2 separate regions of the Homo sapiens genome follow, and region 2 is linked to region 1. Evidence: read pairs that join two places in POLR2A ChIA-PET (ENCODE). Cell type or tissue: HepG2. All regions are shown on one strand. Each heading gives the region's core, and the rest is flanking DNA. Links, peaks and the distances in the headings are about the cores only.

What was found. ChIA-PET counts read pairs that join two places held together with the same protein. Peaks named below come from ENCODE experiments on the same cell type or tissue, not always from the same donor. Only the 100,000 strongest peaks of a DNase experiment are listed, where the experiment ranks them.
Region 2: POLR2A ChIA-PET joins it to region 1 with 13 read pairs; 10 of 35 experiments call an interaction of 5 or more read pairs at or near these places.

What each region holds. Positions count from the first base shown.
Region 1 is chr2:42,124,127-42,140,679 of GRCh38, reverse strand. No RefSeq gene overlaps it. Among named protein-coding and RNA genes, the nearest start is that of EML4, 37 kb to the left of the region's middle. RefSeq lists enhancers at 6,028-6,999, 7,000-7,973, 12,820-13,029 and a silencer at 16,225-16,425. In HepG2, for the core only: a CTCF peak has its summit at 5,237 (motif pointing right); DNase peaks (open chromatin) are centred at 2,969, 3,359, 4,679, 7,419 and 1 weaker place.
Region 2 is chr2:42,209,129-42,225,681 of GRCh38, reverse strand. The region is part of intron 1 of EML4 (EMAP like 4); the gene reads right to left. Among named protein-coding and RNA genes, the nearest start is that of EML4-AS1, 47 kb to the right of the region's middle. In HepG2, for the core only: no CTCF peak of the experiment used is centred there; a DNase peak (open chromatin) is centred at 8,231.

The sequences.
Region 1 (16,553 bases), core at 30-8,029:
TCTCCTGTTCAATATGAATCTAAAGATAAGCCTGGGCTAGAAGTAGGTTCCCTGGCAATCCAGCTCCAGCAACAAAGAAAGCTGAGCATAAAAAGCAGTTTACAGTTTCTGCAACTGGTTATAGATTGTATTTATTTGTTTATTTAATTTAATTATTATTATTATTTTTTGAGATGGAGTCTCGCTCTGTTGCCCAGGCTGCAGTGCAGTGGCACAGTCTCGGCTCACTGCAACCTCTGCCTCTTGGGTTCAAGTGATTCTCATGTCTCAGCCTCCCAAGTAGCTGGGACTACAGAAACACACCAGCATGCCTGTTTTAGTAGAGACGTGGTTCCACCATGTTGGCAGGCTGGTCTTGAACTCCTGACCTCATGTGATCTGCCTGCCTCGGCCTCCCAAAGTGCTGGGATTAGAGGTGTGAGCCATTGTGCCAGGTCAGATTGTATTTACAAGTCACAGGATGTCAGCATCCTCCCATCTTTTTTTTTTTTTTGAGACAGGATCTCACTTTGTCACCTAGGCTGGAGTGCAGTGGTGTGATCTCGGCTCATGGCAGCCTCGACCTCCTGGGCTCAAGTGATCTGCCCACGTTGGCTTCCCAAAATGGTAGGATTACAGGCATGAGCCACTGCACTCGACCTATTTTCCCTTTTTTAAATTTACCACTGCTAGGCCGGGTGCGGTGGCTCATGCCTATACTCTTGTCCTTAAGGGAAGTAATAGGAATTGTCACATTTTAGATAAGAAATTGGTGAGCACAGTAATTCAAACCCTATATTTTGAAACCAGGGATTTTAAAATTGGGAAATGAGAACTTAAACAACGTAATTAAGAGGCCTGCCTGAGGTAAGGGTTCATTAGTTAATCCCATGAACAAGAATTAGCACCTGAGTCAGTTTGGAACTATGCATCCTCAAGGACCCAAATCCAGATGAGACAGGTGAGAGTGTTACTCAAAACTAAGCTTACTACAAGAGATGCAATTAGCCAGGTGTGGTGGTGGGTGCCTACAGTCCCACCTACTTGGGAGGCTGAGGCAGGAGAATGGCTTGAACCCGGGAGGTGGAGATTGCAGTGAGCTGAGATTGCACCACTGCACTCCAGCCTGGGAGACAGAGTGAGACTCTGTCTGAAAAACAAAAAAAAAAAAAAAAGAAAAAGAAAAAAAGAAAAAAAAAGAGATGCATTGAAGTTATTTTCTGCTTAAGAGAGCTGAAACCCTGCCCTTGGTTATCTAGACTCACATTGACTCCCCCAGACTGCCAATGCATTTGAAACTGATTCAAAATGCTTTTTGGAGATCCATCTCAATTCAGCTTGCAGGCATTCTTGGGGCCCCCTTCCAAGAAGAAATGGACCGGCATCCTGTCTGGGCTAGACCCAAGTTAGGCTCTGTCTGTCTGGGAGAATGTCATTTCTGCTTTTGAATGTCTGATGGCTAAAGCTCCAGGCTCTTGCTCCTCAATCAACACCACCACATATTCGCAGTGTTGGCTCGACTTGCAGACCTTAATCTTTAGCTCCCACATAGATGAGACAATTCTTTTTTTAAAGACATTAAGGATATATTAAGCTTCTCTTCCCTGAATTCTGTTTCTCAAACTTCCATCATCATCCCCTACTACTACTTACTGAGTACCTAGTATGACCTAGATACTGGGGCAAACAAGGGAGACTTGGTCCATGCCTTCATAGGCCTTTAAGTACCATAGGTAATAATTGTATCATTGTATAACCAAGTTAGAGATAAAAAAATAAAATGACAGACAGCTCACAGCCTTCTGTCTCATTAATATTGCATTCACCCCACCTAACAAAGTAGGAGATCTAATAGTCAAGTTCTTCAGTGTTCTCTTGGCTCACTTCCCAGCTGTGGTCAAATTCTCTGCATGCTCTTTCCTCCTTTTCTGGATTACTTGAGGAATTGCCAGGAGAGCAGAGGCATGAAGAATGCAGGCAGCGAAAGAGAAAAAGCATCTGCAAATGACTGACCGAAGCCAGTTGTAGTTAGACAGAATCAGGGTTCTCAGTTGCAAGCAACAGAAACCAACTCTGATTGATTTAAACAGAAAAATAATTTGTTGAAATGCTATTGGGCAACTCATAGAAAAACTGGGAAGGCTAGAGAAATAGGCTCAAAAAACACAGGAACCAGAAATTCAGGATCACAGCCAAGGCTATAGGTACAATCACAGCACAGGGCCTAAGATGATGATACCACTGTTGCCACTGCCCAGTGCTGGACCACAACTTACATTGTCACCCTCTTCAGCTGCAGACACTGGATACCACCATAAGCACCACTGCACTGGGAGCTTGTATATTTTTGCTGCCCTGCAGTTTCCTGTGAAAAGGGATCCGTATTTGTTGGTGCCAGTAATTTCTGATTCCTTCTGGAGCAGCTGCACCTGTTGGCCAAGTCTCGGTTATGTGTCCATATCCTACCTTTAAAAGAGACTAGAAAGGAGAGTATCTGGGCCAGGCGTGGTGGCTCATGCCTGTAATCCCAGCACTTTGGGAAGCCAAGGTGGGTGATCACCTACGGTCAGGAGTTCGAGACCAGCCTGACCAATATGGTGAAACCTTATCTCTACTAAAAATATAAAAATCAGTCGGATGTGATGGTGGGCACCTGTAGCCCTAGCTACTCAGGAGGCTGAGACAGGAGAATTGCTTGAACCCGGGAGGTGGAGGTTGCAGTGAGCTGAGATCACCCCACTGCACTCCAGCCTAGGTGACCAAGCAAGACTCCGTCTCAAATAAAATAAGATGAAATAAAATAAGAGAGTATCTGGTCCTTAGGGCTCTTTCTTAGGACACCAAGATTCATAAAAAGGTAAATGTCCTAAACATGTGAAGGGAGTTCAGATGCTGAGTAACCACAAATGACTCTACCTAAACCTCCTTCCTCTAATCCCATGTGATAGGGAGGGCCTGGGTCAACATTGCTGAAGAGCCAGAAAATCAGAAATGAGTCCAGTATCCACATTCCAGCACTAAGCCCAGTATCTACCAACCCGAGAAGCAACTGCCCTAGGCAAGCAAGGGCAGCACAATCAGGTTGACCTCTCCTCGGGGACGAAGGAAAGATGGCCCCCTCTCTCCCACAGGAGACTCCCTCAGCCCCAGTGAGGAGAGGAGAGGGAGCAGTGGGCAGGCTGTTTGATCCTCCCCACCTGCACCTGGATCAGCCCTGCCTGCTCCAGTCATCCTTTTCACACCAGCAGGAAGGAAATTGAAGCTACTGCCATTGAAAACACAAAAGACAAAAGCCCGTGCCAGAGGTTTGTACCTTTGGCCTTGACCTCTCATCCCAGGCCTGCTGCTTAGATTTTTGATAATCTACAGACTCACCATGATTTTGCCACAGCTAGCCACCAAGCCCTAGGGGTGTTACCTGAGATGGGGATGGGTGGGCACGGAGAGGGACATGTGTGTTAATCAACAACCCACAGCCCCTGGGCCTCAAATAAAACAAACAAAAAAATGGAAACTCTGTTTTGAGTCATCTAATTATTTGTTCCCTGCCTTTGGAGGAGAGGCAAACTAACCCAAAGTGTAGCCCTCATTAGAAGGTGATCCATACCATCAGGGAGTCTCTCAAGTCATTCTCACGATCCTATCCTGGGGTGGGCCCTTGGTGACATCCTGTTTTCCTCTATTCCTTTACTGGGGATGTGGCTGGGAAGCGCCTTCTTGGCAGGGTGCATAATTCCCACTGTCTGATTCTAGCTTGGGGAGAGGAGGGTGGGGTGACAAGTAGAGTGTGTCTGTTCCCATTCTTTCCTCTACCCCTAACCACAAACTTAGCTTCCACCCCCACTCTTTCCTTAAGGCTGTCAGAAGCTCCTGAGGGAGCCACATATGAAGGCTTCATAACAGCTCTGGGCTGTTGAAAACTCCTGAGTACACGTTTATTAATAAAAATCACTAGAAACCAATATATTTAGAATACATTAGCTTAATTCCTTATAAAAATTTTTGCACTGAGCCAAGGTTCAATACTGGAGTTCTGACTTCTTTTTTTTTTTTTTTTTTGGGACAGGGTCTCTCGCTCTGTCACCTAGGCTGGAGTGCAGTGGTGCCATCTCGGCTCACTGTAACCTCCACCTCTGCCTCCTGGGCACAAGTGATCCTCCTACCTAAGCCTCCCGAGTAGCTGGGATGACAATGATGCCTGACTAATTTTTTTTTTGTATTTTTAGTAGAGACAGGGTTTCACCATGTTGCCCAGGCCGGTCTCGGACTCCTGAGCTCAAGCCATTTGCCTGCCTCGGCCTCCCAAAGTGCTGGGATTACAGGTGTGAGCCACTGCTTCCCACCAGTTCTGACTTTCTTAGAGGGTAATCACAGAAAAACAAACAAACAAACAAACAAACAAACCCTTTTTGTATATTCTGAAAACTCAATTGGAGTCATTGCTCATTCTGTTTCTCAGAATCCTGTCTTTTAGGATCTATGTAATAAATTTCACTTACAATTTAGCATGAGGGAAAAGATTACATTTCCTCATGAGCTGATATTGCTTCCTTTTTTCAGACAGTAAGAGTGATGTAACCAATTGTGTTTCACTTTTTGATTGAGCTGTCAGGAAGCCCAGACTTCAATTTAGTATCCATTTACAGAATTATCTTATCTCTGGTTCCTGATCTTCTCCTTCCTCTGTATGGCTTCCCATCTCCCCTTTCATCTGTATGTCAACTGTCTCCCCTATTTGCACAGGTCAGCTACACCCAAGGCCACCCAGAAGTTGATCTCACTTTCCTGAGTACCCAGGCTAGTTGGAGAGAAAAACTCACAGGCTAGCACACAGGGAACTATTAGCAGAATATGTTCAAATGTTAAATTAGAAGAAAAAGAGTTTTAGGGATTGAGCAGACAGATTAGTGAAAATTGGAGCAGTCAAAAGAAAGCTTCCTGAAGGAGGTGGTACTCAGAGCAGACAGATTAGTGAAAATTGGAGCAGTCAAAAGAAAGCTTCCTGAAGGAGGTGGTACTCAGAGTAAGCTTCGAAGGCTTGCAGTTCGTTTCAGGGGTTCATTTCAGTGGACCAGCTATATGCCTTGGTTTGGACCATAGGAGGCTTTGGGGCAAATACCTGGGACGTTGGTTGTCTCTTCCCTTGAGGGCAGGTTCTGAAGCTCTCTGACTAGCTGGTGCACTGCTTTCTGGGAATCAACTATGTGAGGCTGATAGAGTCAGTCCTCAGTAAAATGGTACAGCAGGTGGCACTGGTCTAGGTGCTATTGGTGTTTACGATGGGACAATTCTTCATTAGAACAAAACTTCATTGGAACTATACCTAATGTACTATATTTAGCATCTTGATCCACATCTGCCAAATGCCACTAGCAACCCCTAATTTTTGGGACAACCCCAAATGCCTGTATGCTTTCCCTGCAGCCCCTGGGGGACAGTTCCACACAGATGAGACCCACCACTCCCTCAAATGCCTGAGGTTCTCCTCTCTAGCCTGCCACCCAAACTAGGATTTCCAGATTTAGCAAAAACACAAAACAAAACAAAACAAAACACAGATCATCCCGTCAAATTTGAATTTCAGACAATGAATTTTTTATTATAAATATATCCCAAATATTGCATTAGTTTTCTATAGCTGAAATTAAAATATAACTAGGGGTCTTTATTTTATTCATTGCCCTACCCACAACCCTTCATCACCACAGACAAACCTGCTTTCCAGAAATTTCCATTCAGTTGATCATGCTCTGTGTACTGAATCATTCCCTACTTGTCTGTTAAGACTCATCTATTTTGTATTTCAGTCACGCATATTCACTGTCTGTGCTAAGTCTCAGTTGGATGGTAAATACTTTTTTTTTTTTTTTTTTTGAGACGGAGTGTCCCTCTGTGGCCCAGGCTGGAGTGCAGTGGTGTGATCTCGGCTCACTGCAACCTCCGCCTCCCAGAGTCAAGCGATCCTATCCTCCCACCTCAGCCTCCCGAGTAGCTGAGACCACAGGCACACGTCACCATGCTTGGGCTAATTTTTTATTTTATTTTTTGTAGAGACAAGGGTCTCACTATGTTGCCCAGGCTGGTCTTGAATTCCTAGGCTCAAGCGGTCCTCCTGCCTTGGCCTCCCAAAGTTCTGGGATTATAGGCATGAGCCACTGCACCTAGCCGGTAAATACTTTTAATCGGAATAAGAAATTCTTCTTAATATGTAGGCTAGTTATCCCATCCAGATAATATTTTGCCTTAAGTGGTTAAAGTACACATCACTTCTTAGACCCTTCTGAATGGTGGTGGGAGGACAGATAAGAACCATTGTTAGGGCTTTTGGCTGATGGCCTACAACCCCAAGATCCCAATGACTTCTAACTTTGGCTGCACAATGGGAGCTTTTCTTTTTTCTTTTCGTTTCTTTTCTTTTTTTTTTTCGGAGACGGAGTCTCGCTCTGTCGCCTAGGCTGGAGTGCAATGGCGCAATCTCAGCTCACTGCAACTTCTGCCTCCCAGGTTCAAGCGATTCTCCTGGCTCAGCCTCCCAAGTAGCTGGGACTACAGGCGCGTGCTGCCATGCCCGGCTATTTTTTTGCATTTTAGTAGAGATGGGGTTTCACGGTGTTGCCCAGGCTGGTCACGAACTCCTGAGATCAGGCAATCCGCCCGCCACAGCCTCCCAAAGTGCTAGGATTACAGGCATGAGCCACCGCGCCTGGCCACAATAGGAGCTTTAAGCAGTACTAATGCCTGGTCCTACCCTCAGGACTCTGAATTAATCTGGGGCAGAGCCTGGGACTGGGGAATTTTTTTTAACCACAGCCCCTTCCCAGGGTGGTGCTAACATGCAGCCAAGATTAGAATCACTGCTATCCTTCCTGAGAAAAGAGAGAGAAAGGAGAGACGTGGAAGAGAGGGAATGAGAAAGCAGGAGACCAGATTTCAGGTGCTCTGCTTGGCAGTGGTAATCGAGGGGATTTGGAAGAATCAAGAGGCAAACGCATTCCAACCAAGCAGGGAAGGAGCGGTTCAAAAAAGTAATATACTCCGAATGTGTTCCATTTCAAGCAAAACAGATGTAAAAGAGTACTTCTGAAGAACCCAGAGAGTGCTTCATTTTGTGCCAGATGGCGTCCTTAGAGATGCCCCAGTTTCCCAAAAAGAGTCCCCCAGGGAGAGTCCCATTTTTCTTGATTACCCCGTGATTCTAACCAATACCAGCAGCACGTTCAGAGCCCAGGCTGCTCACACGCATGGCCTTGCTGGTGTTGGCTGAGGAGCAAGCTTCTGATGTCACCATGGGCACCTCAGCAAAAGAGGCTGCCCTCTCGCTCCGTGTAGCCTGTGAGCCCGGGATGTCCCAGTGCCATTAGCACATGCCTCCCTCCCCACTGACAAGTAGGTCAGCACAGACGCAGCTCCAGCCGCCACTGAGAGCTGCTTGCTGCTGGCAGGAAGCTGCTTCTGCAGAATTAAAAACCATCAGAGTTGATCAAAGGAAGTGCAAGGTAGGCTGGCGGGCGGGCCAGATCCTAATCTCTGCTCGCTGGCCTCACACATCACTGCACATGAGTCACCCCGCTGAGCTCAGCGGACATGCTGTTTGGATTAGGCTTTTACAGGCGAGCTTTGCCAAACTTGCCTTTGCTGTCTTGCTGCACAGAGCAGCTGAGAGGCAAGGCGGGAACGTGGGGATGTGGGTTAGATGTGGCTGTCCAGGTGTCAAAAGGAGGTGGTCAGCTCCCCAGGCATGCGTGATTGTGTCTTCAGGGGGTGGCTGTTAGTCCTAGTGCCCCCAGCCCATCTTCCGTGCTTAGCTCAATGAACCCTATTAGGAATAACAGAGCCCGCAGCAGGCCCACACCTCCTTCCTCTCTTGCCAGCTCTCCAATTAAGATGTACTATTACAGGACATGCATCTTGCCTTCACTCAACCATTTGCCTCTCAACCAGAAGGAATTCCTTTTCTCAAAAGCAAGCAACACTTCACCACTCAGGCATCTTGCCTCAAAAAAAGTGGAGTCCAGTGAAAAAGGGATGGAAGTCAGAAAAATAAAAATTCCTAAATGAAGAGCCAACCCATAAAAGCAGGGCTTCCCCTAGTGCCTAGTTGGCGTGACATCACCATGAATTACTCAATGAAAATGGTGTCAGAGTGGCAGCTAGATTATTTGGGGAAAGTTTCCTCAAGAAACAGAACTCCACAGGAAATAAGAAGGGGTAGGAAACTCCAGCCCTGCACTTAGGTCTTTTGGTGCTTCCTCTAGAGGGGCTGATTTTCCTGAGCAGACGGCAAGGTGAGATTCTCTTCCAAGCAGGGTCTTGGTGCTCAGGAGCCGGAGTAGATAGAACTCAGTGGTTTGTTTTGCTTCCTTCTCTGGAAGCAATGGTAGGAACAGGATCAAAATCCTCTGTTTCAGATACTGCCAAGTTTTGCTTCTGTGCGTGGTAACTTGGGAAGAAGCAGCCCCCACTATTTTGTAAGCCAAAGATTCTTGGCTTGTAGCCTCTCCCGGGATTCTCTTTAGAGTATTTTAGACTTTCATGTAGTAAAGGCATCTAAATGGAGGTGGCAGTCCTTGACGCTTTGCAAATAAATGTTGCCACCAGTCCCTACACCAGTTTCGACCATAAATCCCAAATTTCTGCATTTACCATTGCTCAATTCGATGTGATTTTTAAAGTTTGTTGTTGTCGTTCATGGCTTTTCAGGTTTCTACTTATCTATCCATAATTCTCACAGTGGTCAAATTTTGGTCATGAACCTGTCTTTTTTTCCTCCATTCCTCCTTCAGCATTTTCACTTTAAAATGGAAACAGAGATGGAAGGTGCCACCCTGGATAGGCTTCTAACTGGAAAAGCATTCTACAGCAGAATGGCAGGGTGGTTAGGGTCTGGCTGTCAGGCAAACCTGTGTTTGAGTCCTGGCTCTGCCACTAAATAGTAGTGTCATCTTGGAGTAATTTTCTTAGCTCTTCACAGCTCAATCTTTTCATATGTAAAATGTGAATAATAATAGTCCTAAATTCATTGGTGAGGATTAAATGAGCTAATACAAGTAAAATATTCAGCACATGTCCCTAGTACTTAGGCAGCATATAAGAAATGTATTATTCTTTATATCACAATAATTACTCTACCACAAGCGTTATTATTTTTGGCAAATTTAATCAGAGTCTACAGCAACAATTCTTCCTTCTGAAATTCCTCTGTGCCCGAGTTAAAGTTTGTTTTAATCGAAAGTATTCACTTGAAGTGCCTGTGCTTAATTGGAATTGTCCTCATTTTTTGTTAGGAAAAGACCATGAGAGAGGAGGAGGAGAGGATCGTTTATAAATGATTAAAAGGAGGTACCTATACTTGGGGATTCCTGTCTGTAACTAAAAGAAGAAAAATCCCATGACACTAGAGGGCTTGCTATAGATGGGGAAAAGGGAGTTTCTCATTCACTTCTAGCAGGGACTGTTAGTAGAGAGGAAGCCCTGGGTAGGAATTTGCTGTGGCTCAGTGTATCGAAAAAGCACATCCACTCAGCTTCTATCAGTTCTCTGGATAGCCAGGGTGATGCTCACAAGTGGAGGCCTTCTGTTTAGAAAGGCACAGTGATGGTCTGGGCCCAGTGGCTCACGCCTGTAATCCCAGCACTTTGGAAGGCGAGGCGGGCAGATCACCTGAGGTCGGGAGTTTGAGACCAGCCTGACCAACATGGAGAAACCCCGTCTCTATTAAAAATACAAAATTAGCCAGGCGTGGTGGTGCATGCCTATAATCCCAGCTACTCGGGAGGCTGAGGCAGGAGAACCTGGGAGGCAGAGGTTGCGGTGAGCCGAGATGGTGCCATTGCACTCCAGCCTGGGCAACAAGAGTGAAACTCCGTCTCAAAAAAAAAAAAAAAAAAAGGCACAGTGATGGGCAGCATTTCCAGTGCCAGGTAGGCCCAGGGCATAGTCTATAAGTGGTGGTGGGGGGCCAAAAAAAGGGGACTGGAGCCACTCTGAATAACAAAAGCAAAGTCATATTTTAATTTAGTTGGATGGAATATGTTGCCTTTAGAAAGACCTCCTCACTAATACAGAATTAGGTTGAGAATGATTGTCTTTGGGGTGTGTGCATGTGTGTGTGTGAGAGAGAGAGACAGAACGAGAGAGAGAGAGAGATCTAAGAGTTACTCATAGGAGATCAGAAAACCATAGGAAGAGTGAGGAGGAATATGTTGACCTCAAGCTGGCGGAAGAACCCTGAAAAGAATAAGAAAAGGAGAAATGAAGCCTACTATGGATTATTTTGGGAATCATCTAACTATGTGGCATGATTCCTATCTGAGTAACTCAGACTGTGAAAAATGTATTGCTGTGGATTATCCATATATTACAGATTAGCCTATTTGGGGAAGAGGGGTAGACATTGTGAACCCTTTTGAGTGGGAATATCATAAAAGAGGGTTCCATTAAAATGTAAGCACTGTGAGGGCTTGAATTTTTGTCATTTGTGTTTACTGCTCTATTCTAGCACCTAGAACAATGTGTCATTCCTGTGTCACCTCTTGTATCAGTTCCCTACTGCTGGTGTAACAAATTACCACAAATTTAGTGACTTAAAACCACACATTCATTATTGTCCTGATCTGGAGGTAGAAGACCTAAAATCCAGGTGTTGGCAGGGCTGCGTTCATTCCCGAGGCTTTGGGGGAGAAGGAGTTTTCTAGCCCTTTTCTGAAGGTTGCCTGCGTTCCTCGGTTCCCGCCTCACATCACTCTGACCTATGCTTCCATCCTCTCATTTTCTCTGATTCTGACTCTCCTGCCTCCTTCTGTCCCTCATGAGGATCCTTGTGATTACATCATGCTTACCTGGATAAGCCAGGATCATCTCTCCATCTCAAGGTCTTTAACTTAATCACACCTGCAAAGTCCATGTAAGGTAAGATATTCACAGGTTCCAGAATGTGGACATTTTTGGGGATCATTATTCTGCCTACTACACCCCTGAGGCCACCATCAGTGTCATGTCAAGGGAAGAGGGCAGCCCTGAGTCCTGGGGCAGGACCCACAGTGCTGTGAGCGGAGGTCCCAGCTGAGTGTGGAGTTTAGGGACAGGTAAGAGCAGAGGGACAGGCTGCTGTGTGGACTGGCTTTGGGAATAAGAAACTTACTCCCTGTGTGCAGATATACTGGAGGAAGGTGCTTTTCAGTGACAGAGGCAGAAGGATAGATTCTGCTGTTATGACTACAAGGGCTGTCCAAGCAGCAGACACTCAGATTACAGCTCTTTTCCGGTTTGGGTGTTAAGAATTTGAGACAATTTGAAAAGTGTAGTGCCTGCTTTATGGCAGATGTGCAACTCACTAAGAGCCATCTATTATTAATACCAGAGGGTGAGGGGCCAGGGAGGTTCCAGGGCCCCAGCTGTCTGGGGAGGCAGGTCACATGGCTCTATATCCCCAACCCTGGGGAAACAGGAAGAAGAACTGTCAAAAGGGAATAAGGTATGGGGCAGGTGTGCAGAGGTAGAGTTTCAAATGCTCTTTATCTTAACTTCTTCCCACGCAAGCTAGGAGGAAGCATCTGGCCGGTTCTTTAATGAAACTTGGAACTCACTGCTGCAGTCAAGAAGGAAATATTCCTGCGGTTTTTCTGTGAGGGAAGAAAGTAATAAATCTTTCTGTTGTTGAAGCAACACCTTTCAGTGGTGTAGCTCTGAGAGGGATATATTATTCTTAAAGTGTATGTGCTTGAGAGTTTGTTACCATCAGGCCATCGGGAAGCTTCACAAAGGTCCTGAAGGTCAGGAACAAAGCATAGGAACAGAATGCGTGGTTAGGAGCTGGTAGTCACAAACTCTGGAGCAGTCACAGATGATGCAGATTTAAGAAATCTACATTCCTTTTAGAACAGTTAGATTTTTGGGGTGAGTGCTGGCTCTGGAAAGCCCGTTTGTATCTCCCTGTGGATTTCCTGAGGAGCCCCTCCTCCAAAATGGGGCATTCCATAATTAGCGCCTGCTTAGATCAGTCATGTGTGGTAGAAGAAGAGGACAAGATCTCGTTTTTAAGGAGATCACTTATTCTGCAAAAATGTGTTGAATCCTTGCCATATGCCTGGCACTGTTCTAGGTGCAGGGGATACGGTAGCGACCAAAACACAAAACAAATAATAAATCTGTTTTATCTGGTTGTGATAAGGAGGATAGAGGCAAATAAGGCAGAATAAAGGGCTCAAGAGTAGCAGTGGGTGTGCTGTCTGACATAGTGTGGCCAGGGATGGCCCCCTTAAGAATGGGATACTTGTGCAGAGACCTGAAAGAAGCAGAAAAGGCTGAGGGGCAAGTCAAACAGACATCTACAGAGTGCTCCAGGCAGAGGGAACATCCACCAAAGCATATGCAACAGCTCAGTTTTAGTGAGTGCTCTGTGCAGTGCTGGCCCAGATCTCAACATCCGTTCCTCTTGTTAGGCATAGCCCTCACCCACACTGCAGCTCCTGGCAACTCCTTGGTGTAATACATCCCAGTCCCTGGCATAATCTTGCATAAAGTGATGAGAACCTGGAGGAGGGCAACAGCAAGAAGGCATAAGAGTTTTTGAAGGGAAAATCAACAGCATGTTGTGACTATATATGGGGGCTGACTTGGGTTTTGCATCTAGGAGCCTGGGGTTAGAATGTCCAGCCATAAGGTAGCAGCCCAAAGCCTGTGTGGCATCTTTGTGACTCAGGATGGATTTATCAGTCTGTCCTTGAGGCAAAGGCTCACTCCAAATTCCATGTTTGTGTAGTCCCCACCTTTATTCGGTAAGTCGACCCAATGTAGCTGCTGTGCCTAAATCTCCTGAGCTTTCATGTATAAAGGACAGAGAAGACAAAGTTAGAGTGCACAGCAAACAGAAATGTTTATACTGAGATTGCTTTTGTGTGAAGCAGCATTTTCCCTCTGCTCCATTCACAGACAAGCCTGATTAGTGGAAATGTACATTGGATTTTTCAAAAACTTTTTTGCTGAATGGTTTCTACTTTCAAGGTACTATCTTCCCGAGAAGTGTGTTTCTATCTTGACAATATAACTTCAAATGATAGGTGTAAAGTGGTTTTTTTGAAAAAAAAAGGTGGTTTGCAAATGAGGAAGTAATGCTCTTTTAATACCTTGACTACTCAGGGGGGATGGAGCAAAGTCAGGCTCTGACATGCCTCTTGTTTCAAGTTCTGAAGGCTCTTGGACTGCAGCCTTTCCACAGCTTACCTCGAGTTGGCTAAGCACCTTTCCTCATGAGTAAAATGCAAATAGCAAGGTTGTTAGGGCCCGGGCATTTCTTTCTTTCTCCTGGGGAGTTTGTGAATTTCTAGGGTGTTTCTTTGCTGAGCTGAGATTTTATGAAATAAACAGTGTAAAGAGTCTTACTGTAATGGCTCCCACTAATACTAAATGCTAAATAGATACCAATAGATACCAAATAAATAAATACTAGTGTCTACAGAGCTTATGTTAAAAACGAAAGTCCTGGCTGGGTTCGGTGGTTCATGCCTGTAATCCCAGCGCTTTGGGAGGCCGAGGTGGGCAGATCGCCTGAGGTCAGGAGTTTGAGACCAGCCTGGCCAACATAGTGAAACCCCATCTCTTCTAAAAATACAGAAAATTAGCCGGGCATGGTGGCAGGTGCCTGTAATCCCAGCTACTCAGGAGGCAGAGGCAGGAGGATCGCTTTAACCCCGGCGGCAGAGTTTGCAGTGAGCCAAGATTGCGCCATTGCACTCCAGCCTGGGCAACAAGAATGAAACTCCATCTCAAAAAAAAAAAAAAAAAAAGGAAAGTCCTTATTAGTTAGAGATGCATGCTGAAGTATGTATTAGTGAAGTGATGCTGTGTCTGGGATTTGCTTTTTAAAATTCCAGCAAAAAAAAAAAAAAAAAAAAAAAAGAATAGTTGTGGGGGTGAGGGGCAATAGATGAAACAAGATTGGTGTATGTTGAGATTATCCAAGCTGGATGGTGGGTACATGGGGGTTCATTTTTACGTTTCTCTCATTTTGTGTGTGTTTGAAAATTTTCATGACAAAAACTTAAAAGAGAGAGAGAGAGAAAAAAAATGTCAATGTCTGATGCACTCTTTTCCCTCTTGACTCTGTTGTTACATAATAAACAGGGATCCTAATGTGGGGAATTTGATTATGGGAGTTTTTGCAGTATGACTTCAACGAAGAGAAAAGTTTGATGGATTATTTCTGGAGAGCGGAGTAGTCAAGGTTTCCAAGAAAAGTGATGTTGAAATGAATAATGAAGATTCCCTGCTCAGTGATGCAGCCCTTTCAGGCTCTTGACAAATGTTCTGGGAAATTGTGGAAGTGATCATTGTCACCTATGCAGCTCAGCACTGATTTGTGCAACATAGGAAAGACCCGCATACCCCAGCAGTTTCACTCAGTCCCTCGAGGACTTCAGTGAAATCTACTTGTACCTGGTGCCCAGTGTGGCAATTGCAGGTCAGTCCTGCATCCTGGCCATCTGGACGTGGTATTCTTAAAAGCCTCAGTGTTTTCCAGCCGGGACACCATTGAGGGAGGTGTATGCAGTGCAATCAGGCAGCTTGCAGCCAGTCTTTGGCAGTCTCACTAAGCCCAATCAGAAGGGCTGGAATGCAACACGGGAAGTTCTTCTTAGCCCCAGTCGCTAGGTCTGTAGGGTGGGGTGGAAATTGGCTTCTGGGTGACCACACCCAGCTCCCTATCCACTCTGCCCAGAGACTTTACATCCTCAACAGCTGCTGTCTGTGTTTGGCTTTCAACTCCTCTGCCTTGACCCAGCTCCCAGAGACCAGTTTACAGGAGACAACTGTGACACTAGCGTTCCGATCATATCTGACCTCAGCCCCCTCCTCATGGCCCCTCCTGCCACACACATTGTATGCCTTCATTTCCTTTCTAAGACAAGATTTATCTCAGAAAGTGGATCTTTGGTTAGCTCATGGCTTTGCTCTTGAGTTTCTTGAAACTTATTCCAAAAGCTCGTCACTTAAAATACAGGAAAAAATTGGCTAATTTTCTTTTAATGGGCTTCAGTAGAATAAAGAATAAGACGATGTAGATATATTTATTGTGAATTGCTTGGACTGCTCTGGAGTATGAGAATGGACAGTTAGTGATGCTTTATGAAGTTTCTTGGCCCTTCTGTATCATCATTAGTTTTATTTTTATTTATTTATTCATATTTATTTATTTATTTTTGAGACAGAGTCTCGCTCTGTCACCCAAACTGGAGTGCAGTGGCGCAATATCAGCTCACTGCAAACTCCGCCTCCTGGATTGAAGTGATTCTTCTGCCTCAGCCTCCCGAGTAGCTGAGATTACAGTCACCTGCCACCATGCCTGGCTAATTTTTGTATTTTTAGTAGAGGCAGGGTTTCACCATGTTGGCCAGGCTGATCTGAAACTCCTGACCTCAAGCAATCTACCCGCCTCAGCCTCCCAAAGTGCTGGGATTACAGGCGTGAGTCACTGTGCCAGGCCCCACCATTAGTTTTATAAATCAAGATATAACATGTGTTATGAACTTCTGTGGTACTGCCTTTTTAAGAGCTCATCATCCCTGAAAATCATTCAAACCCTTCAACATGGCAACAGCCCTCCTGGACATTTCTACAAAGGAAATAATTAAAAAGAAGAAAAGAAATCTTTGCATGCACTAGATGTTTATAGAAGAACCACTTATAATAGTTATGGCCAGCTCACGCCCATAATTCCAGCACTTTGGGAGGCCAAGGTGGGCAGATCATGAGGTCAGGAGATTAAGACCATCCTGGCCGACATGGTGAAACCCTGTCTCTACTAAAAATACAAAAATTAGCTGGGTGGGGTGGCGCCTGCCTGTAGTCCCAGCTACTCGGGAGGCTGAGACAGGAGAATCGCCTGAACCAGGGAGATGGAGGTTGCAGTGAGCCGAGATCATGCCATGCACTCCAGCCTGGTGACAGAGCGAGACTCCATCTCAAAAAATAAAAAATAAAAAAAGAACCACTTATAATAGTTAAAAACTGGAAATAACTTAATGCGTAGCAGCAGGGGAAATGATTAAACAAGTTATGGCATATCCATGGGAAACCACGAAGCCACAAAAAAAGATCATTAGGAAGACTATGTAAGGACAAGAAAGTGTTTATTAAGTGATGTTAAACAAAAAGTGGAACACAAAAATTACATGAACATTATAATTATGCTTACATAAAATATTTCTATATCTGACTGAAGACTGGAAGAAAATCTGGGAGAAAAGAAAGTGGTTGTGGTAAGTGGCAGAAATATGACTGATGTTTTTCTTTTTGAATACTTTTAGTGTTGTTGTAGACTTGTCTTAGTAATAAATAGCTCTTTTTTGGAAAAAAAAAAAAAAAAGGATAGCCAAGCCGTAACTTGTTGTGTTTGCTTTTTACTTAGGGCAGTAACTGAGAAAACATTTCAAACATAGAGGAAGTCACATCAGCAACTATGAAGTGTTGAGGTCAAAATATGACGTTTCAATAATGAGGACAGTCAGGTGGAGAGATCTGAAGATAACAGATACAGGAATACAGGAAATGGGTCAAAGAAGACAGTTTTGGGGGTA
Region 2 (16,553 bases), core at 5,051-13,050, 80 kb before region 1:
TTAGGCACATGCCAATTAAAATCACAAAATACTATTTCACACATCCTTGGATAAAAAATGTAAATAAAGTCTGGCAACGTTAGTTGGATTTAGAGCATCAGAACTTTTATACATTCTGAAGGGAAGTATATATTGACAAACTCTTCTGGAGAATAATTCAGCAAGACTTACTAAATGTGAAAATATACTTGGCCTACAATCCAGCAATCCAGAAGTAGGCAAAAAAATTAAATAGGCATTTCTCTAAAGAAGATATACAAATTATCAATAAGCACATGAACATACGTGGAGAAATTAGAACTCTTGTGCATTGCTGGTAGGAATGTAAACCTGTTTAGCCACCATAGAAAACAGTGGGCATTTCCTCAAAAAATTAAACAGGATTACCATATGACAAAGCAACTCCACTTACAGATATAATCCAACAGAACCGAAAGTGTGGACTCAGATACTTTTATACACCAATGTTCATAGCAGTATTATTAACAACAGCCAAGGGGTGGAAAGCACCCATATGTCCATAAACACATGAATGGATAAACAAAATGTGGCATATACATAAAATGGAATATTATTCAGCCTTAAAAAGAAATGATACTCTGACACATGCTAAAACATGAGTGACCTTTGAAAACATTATGCTAAGTAAAATAAACCAGACACAAAAGGACAAATGTTGTATGTTTCCACTTATACCAGGTACCTAGAATAGGCAAATTCATTGAAACAGAAGAGAGAATAGAGGTTACCGGGGACTGAAAGGAGAGGTCAATGAGGAGTTACTAATATGATGAAAAAGTTCTGAAAACATACGGGTGATGGTTGCACAACACTGTGAATGTGCTTAATAACACTGAACTATAAAGTTAAAATTGATTAAAATGATAAATTTTATGTGTATTTTATAACAATAAAAAATCATAATGAGATGCCACTTCACACCATCAGGATGGCTATAATCAAAATGACAAAGTGTTGGTGAGGATAAGGGGAAATTGAAACCCTCATATACTGCTAGTGGGAATGTAAACAGTACAGCCACTTTGGAAAACAATCTGGCAGTTCTTCAAAAGGTTAAACAGAGGCACCATATAATCCAGCAACGCCACTCCTAAAGTATACACCTAAGAGAAATAAAGACAGATGACCACATAAAAACTTGCCCATGACTGTTTATAGCAGCATTGTTCATAAGAGCCAAAAAGTAGAAATAACCCAAATGTCCATCAAATGTTGAACAGTTATGTGCTCACACGGTTATACCCATGTGACAGAATATTACTCCAATAAAAAAGAACGAAACAGTGATACATGCTGCAACATGGATGAAATCTTGAAAACATACTTAGTGAAAGAAGCCAGTGACAAAAGACTACATACTGTATGATTCAATTTACATAATGTCCTGAACAGGCAAACCTGTAAGATAAAGTAGATTAGCAGCTGCCTAAAAACTATAGGGATTGGGAGAAACAGGAAGTGACTGCTAAAGGATACAGGATTTCTTCTTATTGTGGTAAAAATATTCTAAAATGGATTGTGCACAACTCTGTGAATATATTAAAAACCACTGAAGTACATGTTTTAAATGGGTGATTCATATGGCATGTGAATTATATCTCAAAACAGCTGTTACAAAAACAACAAAAAAACCCTCATTCAATAAGCAAGAAAAACTTTCATAATTTAAACGGTAAATTCCCTCAGAAGGTATAAATAGAATTTAAATTTTCCCAAGGGTAAAGGAAGGAGAACCCGTAGTGGTATTATTAGTATGTGAAAAGGCCAGAATAATCACCTACATGAGGGCACAAATGAAGGGGTAAAAAGAGTCTGGAGTGATAAGGGCAACTTCAACTTTTTCATAATATAGCCTAGAGCCAGCATTTCTTAAGAGACTATTATGCATATTTATTCAAATTGTCCAAAGATTAGTGAAAATGTAATGGTCTTTGTAAACAAAGATGTTTCTTACAGTATCTAGATGTGTTTTCATGGGGATGTTTTCAATATACATTAGAGATCTGGGCTAAGCAGAGCAAACTTTCTCACATTGTACTCTTGTCATGGGGAAAGACTAAAAAATGGTTACTTCCTTGTAAGCAAGGAGAAGAAAGATGACCTGCTACAGTAAAATTTGTAATTTCTAACTACTGACATTTAAGAGCTCTTAAAAAACAGAAAACAAACAAAACAGAGATAATCGTTAAACTTCAGCTACTTCAAAGCATGTCTTTACAGGTTCAAATGATTTAGCTTCATTACTTGACAGGGTCTTGCAAATAAAAATAATTTTTACTGATCTTATGAGCAAACAAAAAAATGATAGCAAATAATGGCTAGGAAGTTAGGACATTTGTAGTGGTGCATTTGTGAACTGCTACAAATCTCAGTTCTGAACAGTAATCTTTACGTAATCACTACAAAAATGAAAAATACACATGCTTTGACACAACAATGTATGTAGCAGGGAGAGAGGGAACTATAAACCTATCAGACCTATCAAAATGGGATCAAGTGAATGAAATATGTTATCTAAATATGGAATCTGTGCAGCTATTAAAAATACATTATATTGGCCAGGCACGGTGGCTCACGTCTGTAATCCCAGCACTTTGGGAGGCCGAAGGGGTGGAGGGCGGATCACGAGGTCAGGAGATCGAGACCATCCTGACTAATACAGTGACACCCCATCTCTACTAAAAAGACAAAAAAATTAACCGGGTGTGGTGGCAGATGCCTGCAGTCCCAGCTACTTGGGAGGCTGAGGCAGGAGAATGGCGTGAACCCGGGAGGCGGAGCTTGCAGTGAGCCGAGATTGCACCATTGCACTCCAGCCTAGGCGACAAAGCGAGACTCCATCTCAAAAACAAAACAAAACAAAACAAAACAAACAAAAGAACCGTTATATTTCTATATATCAATGTGGAGGGCTATGCATGATCAATGGATATATATTTTAAGTTAGTTTCCAGTAAGCAAAAGATAATGCATATTCACTGTTTACACAGTACAGTTTATGTCCTGTTTTTGAAAAAGCAAACAAGAAAGCAGGTGTACATGAAGAACAGGGGTTGGCAAACTTTTTCTGTTAAGGACCAGACAGTAAACATTTTAGGCTTTGTAGGACAAAAGGTCTTTGTCCCAATTACTGGACTCTGCTGTGGCAGCACAAAAGCAACTACAGATATTAACTATACAAATGTGTATGGCTATGTTCCAGTAAAGCTTTATTTATGGACACTGAAATTAGAATTCATATAACTTTAATGAGTCATGAAATATTCTTTTGATTTTTTCCAACCATTTAAAAATATAAAAACCATTTTTGGCTCACAGGATACAAAACAGTGAATTTTGCCATAAAGTGCTAAAGTTTGTCAACCCGATATGGAAAGACACAAATTAAACTGTTAACAGGGGTTATCTTGCAAAAAATTTGTTAAAATAAGCAAATATGCCATTTGATTTTAAAATATATAAAATAATTTTAAAAACTATCTCCTCTCAAATGAAAATGTAATTTTTATTAATAGGGCTGAGAAATTATCTTCTCCATAATCAGAAATCACTGGTGTGTTAATTAACATGACTCAACTTCTCCATGGCTACAGAGAGAGAAGACTAAGGAGAGAAGAAGACAACTTTAGGCCAGGTGCAGAGGCTCACACCTGTAATCCCAGCACGTTGGGACCAGGCAGGCAAATCGCTTGAGCCCAGGAGTTCGAGACCACCCTGGGCAACATGATGAAACACTGTCTCTACAAAAAATTTATTAGGCTTGGAGTGGTGGCTCATGCCTGTAATCCCAGCACTTTGGGAGGCTGAGGTGGGTGGATCACCTGAGGTCAGGAGTTCGAGACCAGCCTGGCCAACACGACGAAACCTTGTCTCTACCAAAAATACAAAAACTAGCTGGGTGTGGTAGTGGGCACCTATAATCCCAGCTACCGAGGAGGCTGAGGCAGGAGAATCCCTTGAACCCAGGAGGCGGAGGCTGTGATGAGCCGAGATCACGCCACTGCATTCCAGCTTGGGCAACAAGAGTGAAACTCCATCTAAAACAAAACAAAACAAAACAAAACCCAAAAAAACACCACAAAAATTAGTCAGGCATGGTTGGGTGTGCTTACAGTCCCAGCTACTCAGGAGGCTCAGGTGGGAGGATTGCTTGGGCCCGGGACATTGAGGCTGCAGTGAGCCATGATAGCACTACTGCGCTCTAGCCTGGGTGACAAAGCAAGGTCCTGTCTCAAAAAAAAAAAAAAAAAAAAAAAAGTAAACCATGTTGTAAACAATGTGCTGTCATCTAAGCTTTGTTGTTCCATTTCTAGAGCATACACATGCGCAGGGTAGAATAATCCCAAGGCCCTAGGATTTTCAGAATGGTCAATGAGCACTGGCTTCAACTTAAAGTCATCAGCTACAATACCCCCTCAACAGTCAGCTTGTCCTTTGAAGCCAGGCATTGGCTTCTCTTCTCTAGCTATGAAAGTACTGGGTAACATCTTTTTCTAATATAAGACAGTGTTGTCTACACTGATAATCTGTTGTTTAGTGCAGCCACCTTCATCAATGATCTTAGCTAAATCTTCTAGATAACCTGCTGCAGCTTCCACTTCAGAACCTGCTGCTTCACCTTGCACTTTTATGTATGGAGATGGCTTCTTTCCTTAAACCTCATGAACTAATCTCTGCTAGCTTCAAACTTCTGCAGCTTCCTCACGTCTCTCAGCTTTCATAGAAATGAAGAGAGTTAGAGCCTTGCTCTGGATTAGGCTTTGGCTTAAGGGAATGTTGTGTCTGGTCTGACTTTATATTCAGAACATGCAAACATTCTCCGTATCTGCAATAAGGCTGTTTAACTTTATCATTCATATGTTCACTGGAGTAGCACTCTTCAGAAACTTTTTCTCTGCATTCACAACTGGCTGTCTGGTATGAGAAGCCTAGCTTTCAGCCTATCTCAGCTTTTGACATGCCTTCTTCATCTAAGCTTCATCATTTCTAGCTTTTGATTTAAAGTGAGAAACGTGCACTCTTCCTTTCACTTGAACACTTAAGAACCATTGTAGGATTATTAACTGGCCTCATTTCAATATTGTTATCTCAGGGAATAGGGAGGCCTGAGGAGAGGGAGAGAGACAGAGGAACAGCCAGTGTGTGGAGCAGTCAGAACACACAACATTTATTAAGTAGGCTATCTTAAATGGGTGTCACTCATGGCACTCCAAAACAATTACAACAGTAACATCAAAGGTAATGGATCACAGGTCACCGTAAGAGATATAATAATAGTGAAAAAGTTTGAAATACTGTGAGAACTAGCAAAACGTGACACAGATGAAGTGGGTACACATGCTGTTGGAAAAACGGGGCCAATACACTTGCTCAATGCAGGGTTGCCAAAAACCTTCAATTTGTAAAAAAAAAAAAAAAAAAAAATACAGTATCTGCAAAGTGCAAGAGTATGAAGCACAATAAAACAAAGTATGCCTGAATTTGATATGGATAACTGGTATTTTTTCAATTATGTGTTATACACGTATTATAGATAAGTAAAACAATTTTTTGAGAATTTTGCTGTTTCCAATGATCTATGACATACACTATGAGTGAAAATAATGTGCAGCAACAAAATAAATCTTCAAGACATACTCCCCTACCCAAACTGCCACCCCTTAAGCCCTTCCTATACAGAAATTTTCAAAGCAGCTATTCCTGGCAAAAAAGAGTTTTCCTTTTTTTTTTTTTTTTAGATGGAGTCTCCTTCTGTCGCCCAGGCTGCACTGCAGTAGCACGATCTTGGCTCACTGCAACCCCCACCTCCCAGGTTCAAGTGATTCTCCTGCCTCAGCCTCCCAAGTAGCTGGGATTACAGACATGCGCCCCTTACGCCCGGCTAATAATTTTTTTTTGTATTTTTAGTAGAGATGGGGCTTCACCATGTTGGCCAGGCTGGTCTTGAAGTCCTGATGTCAAGTAATCTGCCCACCTCGGCCTCCCAAAATCCTGGGATTACAGGCGTGAGCCACTGCACCCAGCCAGAAAGGGGTTTTCAATGCATTGTCCTGCACCAAAACCAAAACAAAACCACATACATAAACTTTTTGATTTTTTAAAATTTTGTTAAATGCAAAATGTCATTTTCTAATCTATGAAAATCTAAAAGAAAAATTAAATGTAGAAACTAAAGCAAGCTTAAGATTTACAGAACTTCAGGTAGACCTTTTCAAAGACATCTACAGTCATCCCTCAGACATGCAGGAGGGTGGTTACAGGACTCCTACATATACCAAGTCCGGGCATACTCAAGTCCCATAGTCAGCCCTGCACAATCCACATATACAAAAACTGAGGCCTCTGTATACACAGGTTTGGCATCCCTGGAATACTGTATTTTTCAATCCACGTTTGGTTGAAAAAATCCACATATCAGTGGACCTGCCCAGTTCAAACTGGTGTTGTTCAAGGGTCAACTGTATTTCCTTATGAAGGGGGCTCTTCCTTATTTGATGCCGTTTCTGCTACAATTAATCAATTAAAGGTCTACAACTAAACTTTCTATGTTCACTGTGGGTTCTTCATGGCCAAGAGTCATTGGTGTGTAAATGATGTCACTGATGAAACAAGCAAATGTGTTTCAGTTAAATTTTGGAGTAAACGCATAACAAGCATTAGTTAACTGCATTATACCTTACATTAAAAGTTTTTACTAAGTCAAGTGCTGCAGTGCATGTTTGTATTCCTAGCTGCTTGCGAGGCTGAGATGGGAAGATTGCTTGAGCCCAGGAGTTCACGTCTAGGCTGGACAACACAGCAAGACCCCCTCTCTTTAAAATTAAAAAAAGAAATTTCACTGATTTTGAAAAGAAGCCACTACCATACTACTGGTTAAAATCCAAAATTCAAATATTCTTGTGGTCAAAGTAAAGCATCTTCAGTACTTAAAGGAGGACTCTTGTACTTTAGTATGGAATTGTATTGTGCTGTATGGATAGGAACCGAGTAGGAAAGGCTGACACTGAACTAACTATGATAGGGCAAATTTAATTCTCCTTTCCTCCACTACTGTATTCTCTTCAGACAGGCTCAGGAAGATCCATATACATGAGAGATCCAAGTAGTAATTCTCAAGTACAGAATATCTGGAATACTCTAGGGCAGCAGTCTACAACTTTTTGATACCAGGGACAGGTTTCGTGGAAGGCAATGTTTCCACAGACTAGGGGCAGCGGGGGAGGGCTGGGATCATTCAAACACATTACACTTATTATGCACTTTATATTATTATTACATTGTAATATATAATAAAATAATTATATGGCTCACTATAATGTAGAATCAGTGGGAGCCCTGAGCTTGTTTTCCTGCAACTAGATGGTCCCATCTGGAAGTGATGGAAAACAGTGACAGATCAGGCATTAGATTCTCATAAGGAGTGAGCAACCGAGATCCCTTGCATGCACAGTTCCCAACAGGGTTTGCATTCCTATGAAAATCTAATGCCACTGATCTGACAGAAGGCAAAGCGTAGGTGGTAATGAGAGTGATGAGGAGCGGCTGCAAATACAGATGAAGCTTTGCTCACTCACCCACTGCTCACCTCCTGCTGTGTGACCCAGTTCCTACCAGTCTGTGGCCCGGAGGGTTGGGGACCCCTGTTCTACAGCCCACTTCATTACAGACTACACAAACTTCTAGGATCACCCCATATCTGACTGAGACCCATAAATTAATCACAGGATCAATCCAGTACCCTACGGATGTTCCAAAAGTGAGATGATCAGCACCCAGATCAAATTCCCCATGTCTTCTACATATTTAGAAGTAAATCTACATATTTAAAAGGAGATCAAATTCAGACCATTTTTGCTAGTGAGTTTGGTTATAATATTGGTTGACAGATCTGATATTTGGACATATCCTCTAAAAACTACAGTTCAGCAATCAAGCAATGTAGTTCAAATTACCTAACTACTCATTAAGACAACGAATATGTGGACACACAAACATGACCAAATGTAGTCCAGAAGCATATTTTAAGAATCCTCAGAAAGCATCTTTTTCATGGGTACAGTATTCCACAAAGAAAACTCTACGTTTAAGTCTGCATTATGTAAATAACATAATTCAAACACAGCAAAGCCTAAAAGACAAATATTAGGTTTCAAGTATCTGAAGTTACTAAATGAAAAACAGTAACCATCTGTTTCCACAGAGGGCCAAACAAGAAATGTACTGAATCTATAACATGAAGAATGTGGGTTATATAAGAATTTTTTTTACAGTAAAGGTTAATTCTGAGAAGAACGAATCTTGACAATCAAGAATTGCTTTCTCTGAAAAAAAAACTTAGAGACTCAACTGCCTTGATGGGTTAAGTATAATCCTGTTCAGTACAGGAGGACTGTATCCCTAAGATTACAATTTGTTTGTCTAGAGTTCAAAAAGAAGTTCCACTACAAAAACAAATAAAATTCATAGTAAATATACATATGTCATAGCTCTTGAGCTTGACACCAAAGGTTTCTAATATGCTTAAATCTGCAGGTAAACTTTAAATAAAAAATTTACTCAGTCCAACTATGAGAATATTGACTGTCAGAATATTGGTTAAAAAAATGAAAATTTACTTAACAAAAATGTTTTATTACAGTTGAAAACTGTATATTTTTTTTCTAACTTCCTTGTCTGTTGCTTTTGCAGTTTCAAAATCAACCAGGAACCAAGTAGATCTTTATTCCTTCCAACTACTTTGTTTCTCTGCCATTTCATCACTTTCAACTCTTACTTAAGGGTGTGAGTCAGAGGGGTAGGATAAACTTTGGATATAACCAATTTTAGACAATAAGCAGTATTTAATTTGGTTCAATAGCTTTCCTCCATTGCAAAGAAAGCAACTCAATTGTTGTGGCATGGTTAAAAATAGCAGTCCAGCCATTCAGTGAAATAGCAAGCACTCATTGTTTGGCTATAATAATCTTTAAAATGTCACACATTCAAAACATGTTTTAATTACATACACTAGCAACAACTGTAGAGATATGAAATGGAAAAAGAACAGGTAACATATTAATGAGAGTAGCTGTACTCATACTAGGATTGTGGATGATTGTTTTTATAATTAAAAAAGAAATGGGCCGGGCCTGGTGGCTCACGCCAGTAATCCCAGCACTTTGGGAAGCCGAGATAGGTGGATCACGACGTCAGGAGTTCAAGACCAGCCTGGCCAAGATGCTGAAACCCCGTCTCTACTAAAAACACAAAAATTAGCCAGGTGTGGTGGCACACACCTGTAATCCCAGCTACTCAGGAGGCTGAGGCAGGAGAATCGCTTGAACCCGGGCAGCAGAGGTTGCAGTGAGCCAAGATCGCGCCACTGCACTCCAGCCTGGGTGACAGAGCAAGACACCATCTCAAAAAAAAAAAAAAAAAAAAAAAAAAAAAAGAAGTGGGCCGGGTGTGGTAGCTCATGCTTGTAATCCCAGCACTTTGGTTTGGGACGCCGAGGCAGGCAGATCACCTGAGGTCAGGAGTTTGAGACCAGCCTGACCAACATGGTGAAACCGTGTCTCTAATAAAAATACAAAAATTAGCTAGGCATGGTGTTGGGTGCCTGTAGTCTCAGCTACTTAAGAGGCTGAGACAGCAGAATTGCTTCAACCAGAAGGTGGAGGTTGCAGTGAGCTGAGATCGTGCCTCTGCACTCTACCCTGGGTGACAGAGCTAGACTCCGTTTCAAAAAAAAAGAAAAAAAAAAGATAAATGAGTTTCTCCTTTTCTTACAAAGATCTTAGTGACACTATCAGGAGTAAGAGTTGTGGAAAACTAAACCAAAGTTTGGCTGGGTATGCGATAAGGCAGATTTAAAAGTTCTAAGGAAATAAGTTCTCAAAGGGAGAAGGTATAGCAATAAAGATTCTTTATATTTTCTAACCGTCCTTTAAGGTTTGGATTGGAAGAAAAAAGTAATTTAACTCTGTATCTGAGTACCCGCAACTTACTTTTAAATTCACCAGAAAACAGGTTGATAACAGATAGATATATGGTAACCCAAGTATAGCAAAATGTTAATTACAGAATCTTAGTGGTAGATAATTAGGTATTCACTGCAAAATTTTTTTTTTTTGCTTCTTAAACATTTTTTATAATAAAACAGAAAAAAAATCTAGTCTGAGGCCAACACACTTCAAGAGAAAATGAAATAAATTTGCAGAGTACCCTGGAAGCTTTTATAGGTACATAAAATATTAAAGTAGTTGGATTTTATGAAAATCAGCTTGGATTATAAGATTTGAATACCATTCTGTTAAAAAGTGGTTTTATGGCTGGGCATGGTGGCACATGCCTATAATCCCAGCACTTTGGGAGGCTGAGGCAGGCTTGATCCCAGGAGTTCAAGACCAGCCTGAGCAATATGGCAAAACCTCATCTCAACAAAAAATATAAAAGTTAGCCAGGCGTGGTGGTGTGCATCGGTAGTCCCAGCTACTTAGGGGGCTGCAGTGTGAGGATCACTTGAGACTGAGAGGTTGAAGCTGCGGTGAGCCATAATCACGCCACTGCATTCCAACCTGGGTGACACAAAGAGACCCTGTCTCAAAAAAAAGTTTTACATCTACCATGCAGAGTTATAGATCTTGTAGTATAGCTAGCCTCCACAGATGAACCCCCAATGAAACACGCCTACCAGTAGTCATGCTCTTATGTAGTTCTCTCCTTTGAATCTAGGCTGGCCTTGTGACTTGCTTTTTTACCAACAAAAGTTGTGTAACTTCCAAGACTAGATATGAATAAGTCTTGCAGAATCTAAGACTGTTTTCCTGGAATACTTTCTCCAGGAGAACTGAGCTGCCCTTTAAGAAGTCCAACTACTCTGAGCCACCATACCAGAGGCCACAGATACATACTTGGTTTGACAGTCCCAGCTAAGCCTAGCCTTCCAGCCATCCCGGCTAACGCACCAGACATGCAAAAGGTACGACCCTCCAGCTGCATATCACCATGTATCCTTAGTGGAAAAGAAGAATTGCCTAGCCAAGCCCTGCCCAAATTCCTGACCCACAATAATGCTGGATATAACAACAAAATTGTTGTTTTAATCCACTAAGTATTAGGTGTTTGTTTTTTTAACCAGAATAGATCAATAAGGGTATATTAATCACTAAATATTTAGCCCAAATCCTTCATTTTTAGCAATACATTCATTTTCAATGAATTAAAAAATGGGAAAAAAAAATCCGCTGTAAACTCTAGGATAAGTAGGTGAGGAAAACAAAGTAAAGGAAAAAGCTACATAGTTGGGAATAACTGCCTAGCCTATTCAAATATACAAACGCCTTATAATAAAAACTCAGGTAAGCATCAAATAACAGTCCATTTTTTAAAACCATTAATTTTTTATACTTTGGATGATATTCATATGAGTAAATGTACTAGACATAAATTTTTTTCTATTTAAGTTCATACCGAATCCACTATCTGACATCTTGTCAGTGATCTGTGACTCCCGCCCAAGCTGTTGTCTTAAGAAAGAGTTAACAGAGAAATGACTGAATTTAAAACAGTAAAATGTTTTAAACTTCTACATTTTTGTTTTCATTGACATGTTAGGAAAAATTGGGGGATCACAAAACATATGTGTTACCCACCGTTTACCATAATATTTGATATACACAATAAGACAAAGTTCTCTGACTACACACATAATAGGTACTCAGTAACTGTTGATGGAATTAATTTTAAAATCCTATACATTCAGCTTACAAATTATAACTGCATAAAAGAAACTTAAATTGATGTATCTAAACAAGTCATCAATATCCTTAATTTTATATGTTTTAAGAAAACACAAAAGTACTTTCTAGCCAGTTGTAAAATATAAATGTAAACTATTCTTGTATCTTTCCTAGACCTAAAAATTTTAAATATTAAATTATTGCCATTATTTTTTCCATGCTTTTAAAACCATTAGAAAATTATTCTTGTTTTCTAGTCAAGGAAGCAAGGAAAGATTCATATCGCTGCTGCGAAAAAGAAAAAGGGAGACAACAGGCTAACAAAGTTGAGGCACACATCTGCAATCTGAATGCTTATGTAAATAGTACATAAAAGTATGCAATGGAAAGATTCAATCATTAAGTATTTTTAAACTACCAGAATTTCTTAACCCTAATGTAGTTCATTTTATTTTATTTTTTCTTCATGGTTAGTCCAACAGGAGACTGGGTAAATGGACTATGATATATTCATAAAACTCCACATAGCTATGGAAATGTAACTACACAAATTGTACAAACATAATACTGAGCAAAAGAAGCCAGACACAAGAAGCCATACTGTGTGATTCCAAAAACAGCCAAAACTAACCTATGGTGTTAGAAGTCAAGAGAGTGGTCATCCTTAGATGTGGGAGGGGGAGTAGTAGTGACCAGAAGGCATCACCAAGGAGCTTCTGGGATTCTGGTAATGTTTTGTGATCTGTGTTTTATGTTATCATGAGTGTACTTTTTCTGTACGTTAAGGTAGACTTCAATTAAAAGTTTACATTTTTAAGAAGTGGGGGCAAAGCTGTAAGATTCTAACATTTTTACAACTGAAGCAGAGTTATTCCAATATTTCATTATTGATACTATGTTACACTAATATGCTCATTTGTTTGCAGAACCATGGCACAAATGATATAATTTTGGAAAGTGACTTAGAGATCACATAAGCCAAATGAGAATGCAAAAACTGGCTTCCAAGATTACAGAACACAGGGCACAGCCAGGACTGGAATACAGGTTTTCAGACTCTTAGTCAAGTGCTTTATCACTACACAATACTGCCAATTCCTCTTTCTCTAGTAGTTACTTTTAAAATATCCACAGGTATACTTTTATATTCTCATGCCCTACCCAATAAATGGTACTGTGGTGCCCTGGGAGAAACACTGGAAAATGTGATAAAGATATAGAAATGCATGAAGGGGACTATCTGCCTTACTGTAGCAGTGAATAATGTGGACATACAGTAAGTGTATCTGTGGGTGTCATGCCATTTTATCTGTTAACTGGATAGAAAAGAGATCTAAATTAAAAGAAATTAAGAAAGAATTTTAGCAGGGACTAGCTGAGGAAGGGAAGGTTTTTTAAATGGTCTCAAACATTAACAAAATATTCTATTTCATGCAATGAAACATGTATTGCTAAAAAAAAAAATCTACTGCCGAGTTTGCTTTTAATGTATTTCCTGTCCTTTTCTTTAAAACGCTGAAGGAATTAAGTAAAAACTTTTAAATGGCTATTAAAATATGGAAGTATAATATTTAATTCATTAAAGGTGATATTAAATATACACTAGTTCAAATTTCAAATAGCATGCATTACTTTGAAAGTAAAATACAAATTAGAAATTTTTCATTAGGAAATTAAAAACCATCAACAAAAACATTTTTATCTTAACAGATGATCAGAAAGTCTCCAAAACAGCTGAGTACCACAAGGCTTAAAGAAAGCCATTACATATATTTACATACAATTTGAAAGTGGGGATCAGGCACGGTAGCTCACACCTGTAATCCCAACACTTTAGAGGGCTGAGGCAGGCAGATCACCTGAGGTCAGGAGCTCAAGACCAGCCTGGTCAACATGGCAAAACCCCATCTCTACTAAAAATATAAATAATTAGCTGGGCGTGGTGGCATGAACCTGTAGTCCTAGCTACTTGGGGGGCTGACGCACGAGAATCGTTTGAACCCAGGAGGCAGAGGTTGCAGTGAGCCAAAATTGCGCCACTGCACTCCAACCTGGGCGACAGAGTGAAACTGTCTCGAAAAATAAAAAAAGAAAGAAAGAAAAAGAAAGTGGGTTATTTTGTGTCTGGGAAGAAAATACTACGTTTGCTGCCAGGCTAAGTTTACATTACCCACCAAGACAAGGGGTAAATTTTACCCTACTTAAAACATTGGCAACACACGATGCAGTAACAGGAACAAAGTTACCCAACTTAAATGTCACTGTTTCAATAAGAAAGTATGAAACCTTCCGGGAAGGATAAAGTTTTCAACCTCTCTAACGACATTTTATCTGCAGGTTTAAAACATCCAAGTCCTTTCATAATTAGAAATGACCACTTTAGGCATATCACACTTGTTAACTACAGAGGGGACTAATCCACAGGTTCAGACAATTTCCGACTACTCCAGTTTATAGCAACACAAGATTCCACCCAAGCCAATTTCCTCATTCATTGTTCTGTAGATAATGTTCAATCAGTCTCTGATCAGAAATGACCTCGCCCCCCTACCCAATAACCTACCTTCAGGATCTACGATGGGTTTAACCTCTAAGAAGTTCTTCCTTTTATTCTATTCAACACAGAACCCTTCCTTTCCTAAACTCATATAAGCCTCACACCCCTACCATTTTGTACAACACACAGGAGTATGTGATTTTTTTTCAGCCATGCTTACAGACTTAACAAAGTCCAACTGTATGCCCCTTCATGATGGGAGACCATATTTCATACTTTTATATGTTCCACACTATCTACTGTGGTAGGTACACCAAGCACATTATAGGTATTTCAATCAATGTTAAAGCAAATACTAAAAAGAGTTATAGTTGCAAAGGAGACAGGATGCTCCAGTGAAGTGTGTAAGAGACAGAAGATTACATGGACCTTCTGATTACTTTGAGAAGAAAGTCTCAGTTCCTAATACCTCTCTAACATTTTGCTAATATTTAAACATAACCAATTTTTAAGGTAAACACAAGTATTTTCCATAAACTGATTTTCTATCTACTGAGTGGTATAAAATTAATCTTAAAATAAATCTCTAAAAACTAAATTATTCTATAGTGCCAGAAAGTAAGGAAGTTCTCAAAAGAGTTTTTATTTTTAAAAAGGTGGGAGTATGTCAAAGGAACATAGGAGCCAACCTATGGCCAAAGCTGGAACAATCTGAATAACAAAATAAATAAAATAGTATTGGATCTTAACCCAAAGTGCAAAATATCCATGAGTCCATACTGAAATAAATAAATGACTGAAAAAATTATCTAAGGGAACAGAAGAATTCTAAATAAATGTAAATATACTGTCTTCAAGAAGTGAAGCATAACTCCACACCCACTTCTTAAGTGTGGGCTGTGCATAGTGACTTCCTTCCAAAGAGTACAGTACAGAAAGGGGTTGGGAAAAGTAATTTTACAAAGGAGAAACCTAACAAACAGTACCTCAGTGAAGTGATCAAGTTCAACAACATCAATGATGTCATGTTGCTCACATATACTTCTTTTGATGTGATGAGGATGGCACTTTCCCTCTGTGGTCTTCCTCCCCAAAACATCAGACAAATTCCAAAAGAGGGACATTCTACAATATATCTGATACACCAAAGCTGCTACAATATACCAGTACTGCTCTTAAAACTGTCGAGGTATCAAAAACAAGAAAAACCTGAAAAAATGGTCATAGCCAAGAGCCTACGGAGATATGACAACTGGATGGGACCCTGGAAGAGAAAAGAGGCACTAGGTAAAAACTAAGTAAATCTTAATAAACTATGGATTTTAGTTAATACAATGTGTTATTGGGTTTTAAATTATAATGTACCATACTAATATAAGATATTAATAATAAGGGAATGGGGGGTGTGTGTGGAAACTCTGTATGATCTACTCGATTTTTCTGCAAATGTAAAACTGTTCTAAATGAAGTCTATTGGTTTTTTTGTTTGTTTGTTTGTTTGTTTTTTTGGTTTTGAGACTGAGTTTTGCCCTTGTTGCCCAGGCTGGAGTGCAATGGCATGATCTTGGCTCCCTGCAATCTCCGCCTCCTGGGTTCAAGCAATTCTCCTGCCTCAGCCTCCCAAGCAGCTGGGATTACAGGCACTCGTCGCTATGCCCAGCTAATTTTGTATTTTTAATAGAGACCGGGTTTCTCCGTGTTGGTCAGGCTGGTCTTGAACTCCTGACCTCAGGTGATCCACAGGCCTCAGCCTCCCAAAGTGCTGGGATTGCAGGCGTGAGCCACCGTGTCTGGCCAATCTTATCAGTTTTTTAAAAGTCATTTTAAATAAAATTATTAAGTAAAATAGTAATAGTTTTAAGAGACTGGGAAAATCATGAAGGCAGTACTCAGATAACTAAAGTTTGAAAAACATTTATGAGGAAATCCTTTTTAATCAAAGGTCCGATCAAAGTTTCACCACCTACTAGTTACATTATCATTTCCTCATCTATAAAATGGAAAGAAGAATATGCCTACAAGACTGCTGTGAGGATTAAATCAGATCATGAATATCTGTTTTAGAAACTGAAAAAGCCCTTCACAAATGATAACCGACATAAAAAGAAATACAACATATTATCTTGGAAAAAAGATGGGTATTGAAAGAAAGTTAAAGTACACTTCTGCTTTGTGGTATTTGTATAAAAGGAAAAAAACCAGAAAAGTTAACATAATTGTCTAAAAATTATTTCATGTTTTGAAACCATGTTTTTAGCTATATAGGGCCTTGAGTTTCCAAATAACTGCTTTTAGTATCATATTAGTGATTTTTT